Linked DNA regions of Homo sapiens: region 1 is linked to region 2. Evidence: read pairs that join two places in POLR2A ChIA-PET (ENCODE). Cell type or tissue: A673. All regions are shown on one strand.

What was found. Peaks named below come from ENCODE experiments on the same cell type or tissue, not always from the same donor. Only the 100,000 strongest peaks of a DNase experiment are listed, where the experiment ranks them.
Region 1: POLR2A ChIA-PET joins it to region 2 with 15 read pairs; 2 of 35 experiments call an interaction of 5 or more read pairs at or near these places.

Annotation. Positions count from the first base shown.
Region 1 is chr13:46,733,171-46,741,170 of GRCh38, forward strand. It overlaps LRCH1 (leucine rich repeats and calponin homology domain containing 1), which reads left to right. Exons shown (of 20, transcript NM_001164211.2): 19 at 751-828. Among named protein-coding and RNA genes, the nearest start is that of ESD, 60 kb to the right of the region's middle. In A673, no CTCF peak of the experiment used is centred here; no DNase peak of the experiment used is centred here.
Region 2 is chr13:46,573,415-46,581,414 of GRCh38, forward strand. All of the region lies in intron 1 of LRCH1 (leucine rich repeats and calponin homology domain containing 1), which reads left to right. Among named protein-coding and RNA genes, the nearest start is that of LRCH1, 24 kb to the left of the region's middle. RefSeq lists enhancers at 4,601-4,650, 5,021-5,330, 5,651-5,700. In A673, no CTCF peak of the experiment used is centred here; no DNase peak of the experiment used is centred here; H3K27ac peaks cover 634 bases.

The sequences.
Region 1 (8,000 bases), 160 kb after region 2:
GGAGGAATATTACAATTTAGCAGCAAAGTGTTCAAAACGTACCATGTAAAAAAGTATAGTATATTATATATGAAATGTGCCTGTTACCCATCCCACACCTCAGAGGCCATCTATAACCAAGGTTAATTCAATTGTGAGAAGCTTTTGGTTAAGTCCTGAACATCCACCATTTTCAGTGCTGTTTACCATGATATTGCCTCTATATCCCTGGCTTTGGTGGGAAGGAGGTTAATTGGCCTGGTGAATTTAGACCCTTTATATAGGAATATATTTGTTGATGGGGAAGTTGATGTTTATGGTGTACTTTAGGCAAACTAAAACAGGTTACACAACAGTATGATCCCGTAAAAACTATATATACGTGTGTGTGTGCATATATATAAACAATATAAACATACGTGTGTATACATATATACATATGTATGCAGAAAATTTTGCATACATATACATCAGTGTATATACATGATATACAAACATCTATATATATATACATAGGCATATATGTATATCTATGTAGGCATATATGAACACAGTGTCTGGAAGAATAGAATCTAAAATATTAACAGTTTTTAATCTAAGATGGATGTTTCTGAGTGATATTTTGTTTTCTTCTATTTGCTTATGTGTTATTTTCTTTTGCTCCAATAAACATGTATTGCTTGTGCCATTTGGGAAGTTTAAAATTTAACATGTTATTAAAATGGTTTCTCTTTTAAATAATATATTATTTCCGTATATTTGCATTTATAGCCCAAACTTAGCATGGCCAAATGCAGAAGAAATGTGGAAAACTTTTTGGAAGCATGCCGAAAATTAGGAGTACCAGAGGTAACATCAAACTTACTTCATATAACTGTGTTCTAGTAAAAATTTTATTTAATATATGAGTTTGAACCATTGAATCGATGCAAAGCTTTGTACATGCTTTTTTGTCTCAACCTTTCTTGAGAAATAATATTGAATAAATTATATAAACTTTAACTTGCTCTATTGCAGTGAAAGTAAAATGACTATGCAATATGTTCAATTCTGAGGAAAAAGGGAAATAATTTAAGATTTTGAAGTAAGTGTGAAATTTCAGACTTGAAAAAAAATTTTAATCCGCTTGATTCTCCAAGAGCAGAAATTGCTGAGGCTGTAAGTGAATCTTCTCTTAGGCTTCATAGAGTAGAATTTTGGAGCTGATGGTTTTCTTATCCCAGGCTCTGAAGAAAAGACCTGCTGATTATTGATTATCATTCTCTGTAGCTGTATTTTCCATATGTGGATAAAAAAATCAACATTGGAAATACTATAGTTATTGTTATCACTAATCGTTATCATTAATAATAGCAGCGTTTGTGTGTTGCTTTACAGTTTGTTAACTATTTGCATTTCATTTTTGCCTTCAGTTTGCTTTGAGCCCAATAGGCAATTCAATTACATATAGTTTGCTATTTTTTCTCTCTCCAACCTCGGACCCAGCCTCAGCCTCAGGCAGATGGCTGGGGGCTTTTAAAGACTTTGCTTTTAGGAACATAAACTGATTTCTTAGGCAGACAGGAGGCCATCCACTCAGAATATGGAGTAGCCATATAAATTGAGGAGTTTATCCTCACTGTGATAAACAGAAATTGATAGAAGTTTATTTCTTATGATTTCTTCTTTCTTAATGCCCCAGGGATAAGGTAATTTTAAAAATACATGCGATACTGTTTTGAGTATATGAAGAGTTATATTTCAGTATAATTCTACTCAGTGATAGGAATTAGTTACTGAGATTGACAAAGACTTTTTTCCCTTTCCTTTTCTCTCTCCATCCTTCCTTCCTTTTTTTTCCTTTCTTCCTTTCTTTCCCTCTTTTTTCAGCTTGGTGGGATTCAGAGGTGGGGGATAGCGGTAGACTTCTCATCTTATTTGAGGAAAAGGAGAGCATTATTTAAAACATCTTTAAGTCAGAGCTATATCAATACAAGGAAGCTTACAAATTTATTTTTTAAAGAGTGTAAATTTTATATGATGGACTGTCTTTGTGATCTATTCTGCTTTCAGCAATGTTATAATCTGTCTATTGTGTGTGTACATTTTAATATTGCATATACATTTCTTGGCTTTGAATATATATGTGAACGCACTTACATACCTTTTCTAATGATTTGATTCTGTCATGGGCTAGTAAGATTTCCCATGTGTGAATCAAAACTCTCATGGCAAGCTTCAGATGATAAATTATTTGTGTCTGTGCTAGAAAGCACTTCATCAGTGCTTTAGGTCATTAGGTTATGACCTAACTCCCTGTGGTTTTTAAAACTCATCAATGTGTTTTTGGCTTACAGTGATATAAAATAAAATGGAAATGCCCTTAACCAATTATTGTGAGTAAAGATTGGTAATTAAGATTTCCTTTTAAAGTGGAGAAAAGGAAACTAAATTACCATAAAAATCCAGAGCAAAATTTATCATAATTTCTCAAGATGCCCCTGGCAGTAATGTACAATTTATAATTCCCGAGAAGGTTCAAATACAGGCAGTGAATGATCTTTATCTGGCAGTGTCCCATTTAACTATGTTTAGTATCACTTAGCGTATTTCTGGAATTATGTTTAAGGCTTGAGGTGATTTTCCTTTTTTTCTTTTTCTTTTCTTTTTTTTTTTTTTTTCGAGATGGAGTCCCACTCTGTCACCTGGCCAGACTGGAGTGCAGTGGCACGATCTCAGCTCACTGCAACCTCCACTTCCCGGGTTCAAGCGATTCTCTTGCCTCAGCCTCGCAGGTAGCTGGGATTACAGGTGTGCACTACCACGCCCAGCTAAGTTTTGTATTTTTAGTAGACACGGGGTTTTACCATGTTGGCCAGGCTGGTCGCGAACTCCTGACCTCAGGTGATCCGCCTGCCTCAGCCTCCCAAAGTGCTAGGATTATAGGCATGGGCCACTGTGCCTGGCCAAGGTGATTTTCAAATTTGCTCTGTGTGTGTGTGTGTGTGTGTGTGTGTGTGTGTGTGTACACATATATATCCTAATGAATAATCCAATAGCATTTTACTGGTGACTAGAGTTTAAATTTACTTCTACTAGACAAAAAGTGTGTTAACAGTTGAACTTCTTTAATGATAATGTTAAAGTAAGTAAAGAATATTTAGTGACAAATCAGAAATTCCTATTGCAAGGCAACTGGCATTTTCCTGTATACTCAAAACAACATGTTTTCATCTCACAGAGTACAGGAAATGTTTTTACCTTAGGAATATGACACTAAATTGAGGGACCAGATGACTTCCCCACCCCACCTTAGATATTTATACTTCCTTCCCTACCTAGGAGGGTTGATGACTTGAGTGTATGTGTGGCACAGTACAATTGATGATTTACACTGAAAAGGTAATTATATCACAAGACTTCTTGCAGAAATTCTCCATCTATAATTAGACATTTTAAAAGACATTTTTAAAGACCTAAAAAAAGAGGACCTATATCATTACTTTTTCTTGTTGCATCAAGCTTAATATTTGAGTAATAAAATATTCACTGATTTCCTAGTAGTCAGTGTAGTTACTTCCCTCTAATTTGCAAGCTTTTTCTACTTCTCCATCTATAACTTATCTACACACACACACAAGCCACAGAGATCTTAAGTTCTGCATTTTATAAGCTAAATATCTAACTGACAATGATAAATCATCCTGTAGATATTGAAAAGTCACAGCTGTGTTCTTAAGCCTAAAATTTTTTGTCCTATGTAATAGAATCACAGTTTGAAACTATAAACCATAGTCAGGGTCAGCAGTTTGTATAATTTTTTCACATTCATATAGATGGAATACAGTAGCTAAGCAGATTTAGTTAAATTATTACATGTAAAGTAAGAAAATGGGATGGAAATAATAATAAATGATTTTCTTTAGAAGTCCCCATAAACGCAGTCCCAGGCATTTGCTCCAGGGTGGGTCATGGTTCATGACACACTTCTCTTTGCTTCTGCAGCTGGAACCACTGTGTGGTTTCTCTAATATCCAGGAAACATGTCTGTGCAGGTTGTGGCAGTATACTACCTAAATTCACTGAATAAATAGTAAAGGTTAGTGGGTGAGACTATCCCTCCACGACATTTAAAAAAATTTGTTATGATTTTTTAAGACAGGGTCTCACTGTGTTACTCAAGCTGGTCTCGAACTCCTAGGCTCAAGACACCCTCCTGCCTTTGCCTCCGAAAATGTTGGGATTACGGACATGAGCCACTGTGCCCAACCCTTGGTGGTATTTTAAGCCCACTTTTTACAGTAGTGTAGAAGACAGTAGTTCTGTTGTGGCTGATTCATAAATGCAGCATTTTCACATTGGCTACATTCAGAATTATAAGCAGCATTAGGTACCATCCCACATCCCTTTGTGCTGTTGATGCTTAGTGGTCAGACTTTGTAGCTGTCTTCGACCTCTAGTGCAAGCATCAACTTGGTCTTGAAGACAGGCCTTAGTGGGCTTCCAAATTCTTTGGGATATATTTTCTGCGTCACCTAAGAATCTGACTCCAATTAGGCCTTGACCCCATGAGGCTTTTAATGGACACATTGGGGCTTCCTTTGACTTTTCTGAGTGCTCTTGGAGATTCCTGACCTCTAACCTCTATGTAGCAGATTGGCTACATGTTCCTGGTAGGTACAGTTCATGGTTGACTATTGGAGGTTTTCAAATGGATCCAAATTTAGGGATATTTTAGGGCTCTTATTAGTATTCTCTCAGGTTGAGAGAAATCTAATTTATGAAGCATCAAAAAATTAGGAAATAGATATTTATTTGGTTCACCAGGGAAATTTTTCTACTTAATTTTAAATAGGTAACTTTGATCTCAAACTTCTGTAAGGCATGAGATCCTTAGTTTAACAGACTTGCCTTCTTTAGATGAGGGGAGTTAGAATAGAAATGTACTCTGTTGTCTAAATGTTCAGTCCTTCATCTTCCTTACTGTTTCCAGAGAAAAGATAGAGAAGAAGATTAAAGGCAGCAACTCAGCTGACAGTGGTAGCCTCCTTTCAGCTTAGGGCTCCTTCCTGCCTATCTGGGCAGCTCAGAGTGCTGGAGGAAGGAGAAAGTTTTCATTCCACATGCAAAAGGGCAGGTCACTTGGCATCCTTGAGCTTCTGCATCAGCCAAAGGGAGTTACAAATAAAACCCTAAAGTACATTCAGATGCTAATGATGATTGTGTCAATGTAAGTGGAATTATGGCTGAGTTTTCCTTATCTTTTGTAATTTTCATATTCGCATTTTTTGTGTTAAAGGTTTTATATATGAAAGTCATAATAGCGTTCCCACTTTACACCTCTTGTGAGGGTTTAGGAAATTACACATACCACTGATTGAAGTTTTTGTTTTTGAAAGACAATCTATAAATTGAAGCTACTGTTTTTTTGTTTTAATCTTAAGAATAAGAGAAATGGGTCCCTTATCTTCTCTGAGCCTTATACCTATTTTTCTTCCCCAAGTCAATGACTTTAGTGTTAATTTAAATCATAACTAACACTTTGTGGAAGGATGAGATTCTTATTACAAGATTTATTTTAATTTTCCATTTATATTGGTTAATTCTAAGGGTGAAAGACAGGTTCATTGTTTTACTAACATCAATTTTAAAATTCATAATTTATTGAAAACAGCCAATCTATCTCTTTTCTAGCTATAAAGAATGCAACTAATTTCCAAGCTATTCCTAGCTTTCTCTAAGTTCATAAAATTGGCAATTAGTTGTCATATATTTGGAGAAGACTGGAAATCCTTCCCCACCTCTCTCCTCTCCCTGCCAAATTATACCTCATCGCTGAATTATGGCTTTAAATATTGCAGAATGACCATGAACATTCTTATATTATGATATTTTAGATTAAAAAATACTTTGTAAGCATATTGACTTTTTATATTAAGATTATATTTAAGTAAAGTAAATATATTCCAAAGTTTTAAATAAAACTTCTGCCTAGATATGTTTAGCTCTTAGAATTTAGACTGTAGTACACCCTGAACTGCTGGATCTGTCTACTTTTCTCTTTGTATCCATAGTATTTGGGGAACCTGGTCCAGTAGTAATCTCGGTCACACACTCTGGTTGTGTGCAACCTAAGTGAATTTCTTAACCTCTGGCGATTGTGATTTTTGTTCACTATAATGGGCATTAGCATCCGCACTTGCCTCTGGGGACTCTTAGTGAATTAACTGTGTTTTACAAATGGCTTGCAGTGATTACAAATGCTTTGTAAATACATGGTGAAATTTTGCCTCTTTAAATTTCCTTACTTTTTAGCATTTTCCAATTTTAATTTTCATAAAGAAATAAAGTATAATCTCTACGTCCCTCTCAGTAAGGCTAAATTTTGGAAAGCACAAAGGGCAGAACCTCCCAGGTCAGAAATTAGGAATTTTAGCCCTGGTTTGCTTCATGGCCCCATTTCAAGGGCTGAAATGACTGTTGGCTATGTGACATAGGGTTGAATCAGAGAGCAGTTCTCAGATGGCCACAGCAGCTCACACTCCACACAATCATCATGGTGCTTCACATTTTTGCCTACTAGACAGTCTTAGATCCATTCCTTTTTCTTTAGAGATTATGATTTAATTTAAATTAACCACTATAGGCTGTGACTCTAGGTCTCACCCACTTTAATTAAGCCCAGAGTCTGTGGCATCGTGAAATTGTTTCCTGGATGAGAAGAATGGTCTGTGTTGCCTGCCCCCATGAGGAGTGTACTACTGAAAACTGCCAAGTTGATCTGACTCTAGTTCTCTGATGGTGCTGCCAGAGAGCAGACCAGACATGTTCCTTAGGGTTCTGCGAAATGTATTGAAATACTTGGTGAAGATAGAATCATCTGCTTTTAACATGAAAATACTAGTTTTGTGAAAATCACATTTCAGTTTGCATATCAGCCTTCTGTCTTATGACTGCTTTGCTCGGATTTCCCTGGTCAAGCACAACATTGCAATAGAAAATTCTTATTGCAATAGAAAACTTTTCTTAGATGTTTCCTCATCTATTAATCCATGAGCAGCATCAGTCTCCCAGTGAAATCCAATTTATGTGTAGCTGTTTTAATTCTTGGGAGAACCCTAACAGTGGTAGCTTGATTTCTCCAGATCCACTGAGAAAAGATACAACATCTGAATACATATAACATGATTTATTCATCTTAAAAATATTTTGTTAAGAGTATCTCTAACTTCATTAATAAAATAAAATTAGAATGTTTTTAATCTTATTCAACCAACCTAATTTTGTAGTATTCCTACTTAACTGAGGGTATCGAGCTAACTTCAGAGGACACAAGTGAGGCAAAACTTCTAACTTAGAAACATCTTTCAGTCACTCCATGATGTGCAGCTGCTTAGCAGTGAGGCCAAAATAAAGGACAAAATTGTAGCAAAGTATGTAAAATATACATAACATATATCTTAAATGCCTCACCTAATTTGTAAATAAAACTGCATTTATGAAATAGATCACACGTATTTTCAATCTTTGTTTAATTTGGAAACAGAACCACAGCTTTTATTTCTTGCTAATATATCAATTATAATTCCTGTTAATTTTAAACTGTGGTCATTTCCGGTTCAGGAATTCAGCATGTGAGACAATTGTTTGCTTTCTGACAGCAATAGGCTGCTGAAAGTCAACGCAGAAAACTGAGCCTCTTAGTTTGCAGTTAGCTGAGAAATAGGTGTTCTGCTTCCTTACATGGTGACTGTTGAGTAGATAAAACACAGAGGTCTACCCCCCCTGCCCCAATATACCTGTTTAGTAGTGAAGCAATTTACATAGTAACTCCATGTGGGGGTGTACTTTTACTCTCTACTCTCACTACACATCCAAGAAGCCTCCCCTAGACTTTTGGTTAATGTGTTGTTGCAAAAATATGAAATGTAATGTACTTTCTGACACATGTAGGGACATACTTAGAACTAGCATTGCCCAGAGTTTATCAAGCGTAAAATGAAAAAAAAAATTAAATGTGTGTGTTAACTTTCAGAGAGAAC
Region 2 (8,000 bases):
GATATCTGCACCCCCATGTTTGTTGCAGCACTGTTGACAATAGCCAAGATTTGAAAGCATCCTAAGTGTCCATCAACAGATGAATGGATAAAGAAAATGTGGTACATATGCACAATGGAGTACTATTCAGCCATAAAAAGAATGAGATCCTGTCATTTGCAACCACATGGATAGAACTGGACATCATTATATTAAGTGAAATAAGCCGGGCACAGAAAGACAAACTTCGCATGTTCTCACTTATTTGTAGGAGCTAAAAATTAAAACAGTTGAACTCATGGACATAGACATAGAGAGTAGAATGATGGTTACCAGAGGATGGGAAGTGGAGGGATGGGAAGGAGGTGGGGATGGTTAATAGGTATGAAAAATAGAATGAATGAAGGAACAAGATCTAGTATATGATAGCACAACAGGGTGACTATAGTCAAATATATATATATATATATATATTTTTTTTTTTTTTGAGATGGAGTCTTACTCTATTCCCCAGACTGGAGCGCAGTGGCATGATCTCAGCTCACTGCAACCTCCACCTGCCTCGTTCAAGCCTCCCAAGTAGCTGGGATTACAGGCACACACCACCATGCCCGGCTAATTTTTGTATTTTTAGTAGAGACGGGGTTTCGCCATGTTGGCCAGGCTGGTCTCGAACTCCTGACCTCACCTCAGGTGATCCGCCTGCCTCGGCCTCCCAAAGTGCTGGAATTACAGGCCACTGTGCCTGACCATATAGTCAATAATAATTTAATTGTAATTTAAATATAATTTTACAGTAACCTAAAGAGTATAATTATCCTTTGTAACACAAAGGATAAATGCTTGAAATGATGGATACCCATTTATCCTGATGTGATTATTGCATGCCTGTATGAAAGTATCTCATGTACCCCATAAATATATATACCTACTATGTACCCCCAGAAATTAAAAATTAAAAAAAATTAACATTAAAAAATACAAAACAAGTGGTGTTGCCTGCATTTTAGAGCTTCCAGCTAGTCAAGTGAAGGAGAAGTCTAGAGATCTATAATAACCAAAGGTGCTAAGTGTCAATGCAAGGGAAGAACGGGGACACCATGCTGTATGGCATCAAGGAAGAAGTGGCATTTTCCGACTATGTTGAGTGGTGGACTGATAAACAAGAGCACTTTTTTTCTTTATCCATTAGAAGACTTAAAATAATTATTTGTAGATCCCACTTCCCCACTTTTTAAAGCATTTCCTTCTCAATTATTCCCTCTCTTCAAACATACAAACTTATACGCATATTCTAAAACTTGTAAAAGGAAGTTAAACACATTTTAATCATTTAAAAGGTTTTTTAAAAAGTCAACCCATGTAACTTAAAAATGATTATGAAGCACTTGTTTACTTTCGGTTGTCTGGCATTTATTTGTGTGTGGGGTTTTTTTTTTTTTTTTTTTTTTTTGGTGTATGGGCTATTTATTGCTTTTTCTTAATTTTTTCCTTGTGTGTTTGGAAAGCAAAATCCAAACAAAGTCCTTTTTGGCAGTGGTAATAATAAATATTCTGTTTAGCCTTTGGATGAGGTTTACATGATGTATCTATAAGCACATTCTGGAATATTGGAATAACAGTTTCCAATCCTTTTGATCAATGGATAGTGGGATAAATGAAAAGTTCCAACCAAAATATACCTACTGGACAAGAACCATCATCTTTTAATAGGCAGAAATCCTCTTTAGGGTCCAGCCTTCCTTTCATTCCTGTTCTACATTGTCAATGACTCTGACCACAGGAACAGAGAACTGCTGGATAGGGTGCAGTGCTGCTGGTCCCCTCTATCATCACCAGCACAAATAATTGTATTAATTTTTTTTTTAGGAGTGGAGTTTAAGCTCAGCTGTGCACCCCAGACATTGATGAAGATAGTCTATCGTATGACTTAGAGTCACAGAACCACAAGATGCGTGTGTGATTATCTAAATAAAGAGCTCTTACTGCAACCTTGTGACTCTGGTGATAGAACTGGGCGTGGGAGGGCTTTCTCATTCATGTGCTGTGCACACAAATGATTCTCTAAGTTGAAGGACACATTGCTCTGCAGCATAACTGAAAAATCTGTGCATGAATGTGTGTGTGTGTGTGTGTGTGTGTGTGTGTGTGTTGTGGGGGGGATGTGGTCTCATTCCTACTTGCAAAAATCCTCCAGAAGGGGTTTTCAAAGCATTGCACAGCTGTTGCTTGTCAGCTTCTTGTGTTGACTAGATGTCAGCAACACTTCCTCAACTTTGGACAATGACTTGAAAGCAAGATCAGTGTGTGCTCATGGGATGGATTTAAATGGAATTGAATGATACAGAAACCATTGCCTAATTTATATTTAGGTAAGTCATGTTTTCTTTCTCTCTCTCTTTAAATTTTTCCTGAAATGCATGTATGAAGCTCTTTTTGGCTAAAATGAGAGAATGAAGCAGGCTCCTGAGTCCTTGAGTGAAGAGGATCCATTGAGAAGTCCAGAGGGAGAGAGAATGAGCTTGATTAACGGCAGCACAGGATTGGCAGGAGTGATATAAAATAGTACATCATCTCAGAGTGACCTAATACTCGACTTTGGAATGCATTTTTATTTTTGGCAGTGGATTTACCTCCCTGTGTCCTGCCTGGACAAACGTTGGAATTAGTCAGCATTCCTTAAGCACATGCTGATTATGGCCAAAGAAAGTGGCAGGCTTGAGGCTTGCTGGCGACCAGGAGAAAGCCAGCTGGATTAGACATTTGCCGTGAGCCTTTTGTTCATGTAACTTATGGGGCAGTCTCCTAAGCCAGAGAAACAAGAAACTCAAAGGCAGTTTTAGCAAGGTTCTCATGCATGGCAGCATATTTTAATACTAATGCTCCCTTTAGGCAGGCCCTAAATAAGAATGTCTTGTTCTAATTTTTTTCCGTAGACTTAAGATTGTTGGGAAAAAACTTGTTAGAATTCCCAAGTGAAACCATTTAAATGCCTTGGCTTCTGATAACTGGGAGTCCTGAGTGAAGTTGTCAGTTGCTGCTGAACTCAGCAGAAATAATTGCGCTCCCTATGCCAATGATCTGTGCATATTTTGAGACCATTCTGAGACCAAGGAGGCTATCACAACATGTTCACATTGCTATCGTTGATTAGAGCCCTGAGCTTTACATGTTGTCTCCTGTGGTGTCCTTCGGAATATTGGAGAGCCATGCCTCTTTCCTTTCAATGTTCTCAACCTGGCCCAGCCAGGATTAGAGGCTCCCTTCTGAGGTTCAGTAGAATTTTATATTTACCCTTTATCATTATTCACCTTACTGTATTGCACTTCTCTGTCTACAGTCTCCAGCATTCCATTACAGTGCTAGGACTATGTTGGCATTTGTATTCGTTTTTCATTACTTCATAAGAAATTGCCCCAAATTTGGTGGCTTAAAATGATGCACATTTATGATGGCACAGTTTCTATGGATCAGGAGTCCAGACACAGTTTGGCTGGATTCTCTGCCCTAGGTCTCACAAGGCTGTACTCAAGGAACTGGCTGGGGCTTCTCTCATCTGAAGCTTGGAGTCCTTTTCCAAGCTTTCGAGGTTGTTGGCAGGATTCGGTCCCTTGTGATTGTGGAACTCATGGTGGCCTTTTTTCTTTCAGGCCAGCAGGAAAAGGTCTCTGACTTGAGGGTGGGCCCCAGTCCTTCTTTTATTTTATTATTATTTTTTGAGACAGAGTTTCGTTCTTGTTGCCCAGGCTGAGTGCAACCTCGGTGCCATCTCGGCTCACTGCAACCTCCACCTCCAGAGTTCAAATGATCCTCCCACCTCAGCCTCCCAAGTAGCTAGGATTACAGGCACACGCCACCATGCCTGGCTAATTTTTGTATCTTTTAGTAGAGATGGGATTTCACCATGTTGGCCAGGCTGGTCTCGAACTCCTGACCTCAAGTGATCCACCCACCTCGGCCTCCCAAAGTGCTGGGATTACAGGTATGAGCCACTGCACCTGGCCCCCAGTTCTTCTTTTAAAGGCATCACCTAATTAGGTCAGGCCCACTCAACAGTTGATTAACCTTAATTATATTTGCAAAATCCCTTTGCCATTTAAGATGACACAATAATTGGAATGATATCCCATCATATTCACAGGTCCTACCTATACTCAAAAGGTGGTAGGTTATACAGGGTGGATATAGTGTTGAAAGAAGGAATGAATGAAATGAATGAATTCTGATAGCTGGAAGCACAGCAACTAGCTTTTTTTGTAGCATGAGTGAGAGAAGGTATTGAGTTCCTTATTGAAGAATGCAGTTGCAACAGTTTATCACTAGTGAGCTGCTTCTTGGTAACTATAAGACATAAGCAGACAAGAAACAGCAAGAAAGGAAGGAAGGAGAAAAGAGAACGAGAAGGAAATCATTATTTTGGACCGATTTCCGGTGGTGGTTTCAAGAAGTTCTCCCCACCCTCCAGACTGCTGTCATTTACAATTGCTAGAGAACAAGAGCTGGGAGCCTCTCCTTGGTTCTGCTCCTGTGGCATAGCCATGGGGGATGCAGAAGGGCAGTGGTGCCCACTAAAGGGAATCCCCGTCAGCTTTGGTTTTAGTTTCCAGAGATTGAGCCTCTGCCTTAGGCTGAGAGAAAAACTTAGTGTGAGTCTTTATTTGCTCCCTTATAATCACAGGCACATGTGGCACCTCCTCCCCCATCTCTGCCCCACCTCTTCCAACAGTGAGATGCATTAGGTGTGGAAAGGAAGCCTTCATTTCAAAATCTCCTGGCTGCGGTTAGCTTTAAAAATCAAATGGAACTGTGGTCGTCTGTGTTTAATTTGGAAGAGCAGAAAGGATGCGTGCTTTGTGGCGCCTGCATAGTGAAAGTCTCCATGACTTAATACCACTGCCCAGCCTTAGAAGCTTCCCATGCAGACAATGGCCCTGCTTCCCCATCAGTTCTTGGGCTTGGGTGCCACCTTATATAAACATTGCTGCTTTTAGTGCATCGCAGAAGCAAAAGGATGACACATTAATAGCAGCTGGAGGATCTCATTAAAATTCGGAGGAAAATATGAAGGCTGGAGCCTGGTAATGTACAGACAGTAAGTCTTTGTCTGTCTGATTAACAATTGCATGCATTCTAAGTGCCTTGCTGGATGGTAAGAACCAGCATTTCAGCCAGAAGTACCATGTTCTTCTCCTTAAGAATAACCTATTTCTGTTTTTCAATTCCCTTATCCCCTCTAAAAATAATATGCTGGTCTTTTGGACTCCCTTGAGAACTGAAACAGCTTAGCAACTGGGGCAGTCCCTGAGAGCTGGTGCAGAAACAACTGTTGCTAGCTTGGATTTGAATTATGCAGTCAGATGCTTACATCGTGGGAGGGGGATGTACGGGGTGTGTGGCCTTCAGATGCTTACATTGTGGGAGGGGGATGTACAGGGTGTGTGGCCTTCATGCCAGAAAGGACAGGGAAGCACTCCCTGGTTGGCGGGAGGAGGGGAGATGCTGGGGTTGAGGCCCTTACCTTTATTTATGTTGTTCACTGGTACAGCCAGACTGCAACCTCTCAACTCTTCAGACAAGACCTAAGGCCGACAAAATTCACTCCCTCATGAAGAACATTGGGCTGTTTCTCCCTGGTGTGTAGGTGGTGGGAGTGAAGTAGAGGGGCTCGCTGTGTGCAGGGAAAGGGCTGCATTCTCAAGAATTTGTATGTAGCCCTTGGACTAAAAACAAAATATTCCAAAGGAATGCTTCTTTTGGAACCCTGGTCCAGTCCCTCGTCTAAGCAGGAGTGCCCTTATATGCTTGACTGTGGATGGCATCTGATTACGGGCAGAAGGTTGCACTGGATTGCTGCCTGATGCGGACCCACAGAACACAGTTTAACTCTGGCTCTGTCAGCAGTCATCAGTGTTTATTTTTCCAACTCTTCAGAGAGATATTAGTCGTTATGAAAAGTGTACCATCTCAGAACTCCATGGAATAAGCTGCCAATATAAGACAGGTTGAAATTATTGTGTCTTTTTGCCTAGAGTTATTTTTAGTTATTTTTTCTTCCTTGGAATTTCTTTTCTTTTTTTTTTTTAACCATATATGCTAACTTTGTAGCTGGTGGCAAAAAAAGATTATTTTCCCTATATTAATGACTTCTTCAGCTGAATTGAGGAATAGGGTTACCAGCTCTTTTCTTGGAGTTTAACACTCTCAATCTGATAATATGAATAACACCTCAATAACCACAACAAGAGCGGATCATCTTCAGTATCTTTCCTGAATTACCTTTTGGCTTTTCACCACCTTGTTTGTCCGTTTCAGAGTTTGTCTTTCTGTAAAATCATGGGAAGGCATCTGATTACTTTGTTCTTGATGTACCTGAGTAATGCGAACATCTGAATAATTGAACAAAAATCTTGTTTAAACAAAACTTTTGTTTCAGAAGCATCTGTCAAATTGTTAGTCATCTGACAATTTAAAATGTCAAAGCAAGAGTTGGCTGATCTTAACCTTAGCCTTGTCACATTATTAACTTCATGGAGCTTCAGAGTAACTTGAGAAGACTTGCAGTCTGTACCTGAAAAAGCCAGGTTTAGAAAGTGGCTCATGAAGAAGTAAAACCTCTCAGTCAAGTGGAATGTGCAAGGGAACCCCTAGGAGCATTTTGGCATGAACATTTCTTTTGAGTTTCTAGCCCAAGACCTCTTTATAACATTTGTTCCTCTCCCAGGTCCTCCTCCTACTGCCTCTAATTTTTAAATAAGTTCTGTTTAACTCATTTTTGGATAATAAGCTAGCTCTGAGAAAGCTTGGTAGAACTATTTTCACTGAAGGAGTTCTAAAACTGATCATATCTCTTGTCATCAAATTATAACCTGACTGTTGCCTGTTATCTGAAATTCTAAGATAGTGAAGAGAGTTATTTTACTTTTTCTTGTAGGGCCCTTCTGTCATTACTTCCTTGCTAGAATCCTATGTGTGATAATGAGGGAATGAAATTATCCAAAGGGTAATTTGCAGTATGCATCCTACCCAGCAGTTGAAACTACTGCAGCGAAACTGCAAGGAAACCTAACCCATGTTTTCTTGTAATGCTACCCTTTGGGGGTCATGCATGCTGCTTTCTGCTCCAACAGTCTTAACGTGGGAATTGGGGACACTTACTTTTTGACCTGGAACAAATCTCTAAGACTCGTAAGCCACCAATTGATTCACCTTTTGTAGCAGGGCTTGTATGACAAACTCTTTTGTGAGAACAAAAGGAAAGTCCCTTCCCTTTTTGCCATTCTTGTTCTGTAGATTAATTAGCAAAGACGTAGTGGAGAAATGTGTCACTTGCAAGACATTTCTGGCACGGAGTGGACCAAGTGGAAATGCTTAAATGTGTTGCAGGGATATCAAAGGGACTGAGCTTTTGGAACAAAGAGGAACAGAGCCCAAAGGACAGTTGGTACAAATTACACAATTTTCAGTTGGTTCTAATAAAGTTCTAGGAAAAGGGGCTTATGCACAAAGGCTGAGCTCTTGCCTCTGTTGTTCTTCAAATCCAAAATGTCATTAAAATACTAGTAGTGGTTGTCATATTTTAATAACATTTTGGATTTGAAGTGTGTAGCTGAAACTTACTCTTTGTTAATGGATGTATCACTGGGTGAGCTTCTAGACTGCCTCACCAATGGATCTAGCATTACCTTGGTTAATGAAATAAGGTAAAACACAGTCCCTGTGTACCAGAAAGCAGGTTCATGTGTCAGCTGCATCATGTCATTTGGAACTTTGCAGGTGTGGTTTTCCTTTGCTCCTTCAATCTCCTCATTTCTTTCATTGCCTGGATGAAGCCCCTGCAACAGGAGAGCTTTTGCCTCCTCTGCCTCACCTCAGCCCCCTAGACCTCTGTGTGCAACTGGAGTATGGTGTTAAGTGAGCCTGGAGCAGTCTTAGGAAAAGGCTTCAAGTGAGGCTAGGTGGGAAGGCCTGGGACAGAAATAAATTCAAAACAACAACCAAAGAACTGATAGGTGGAATAAAAG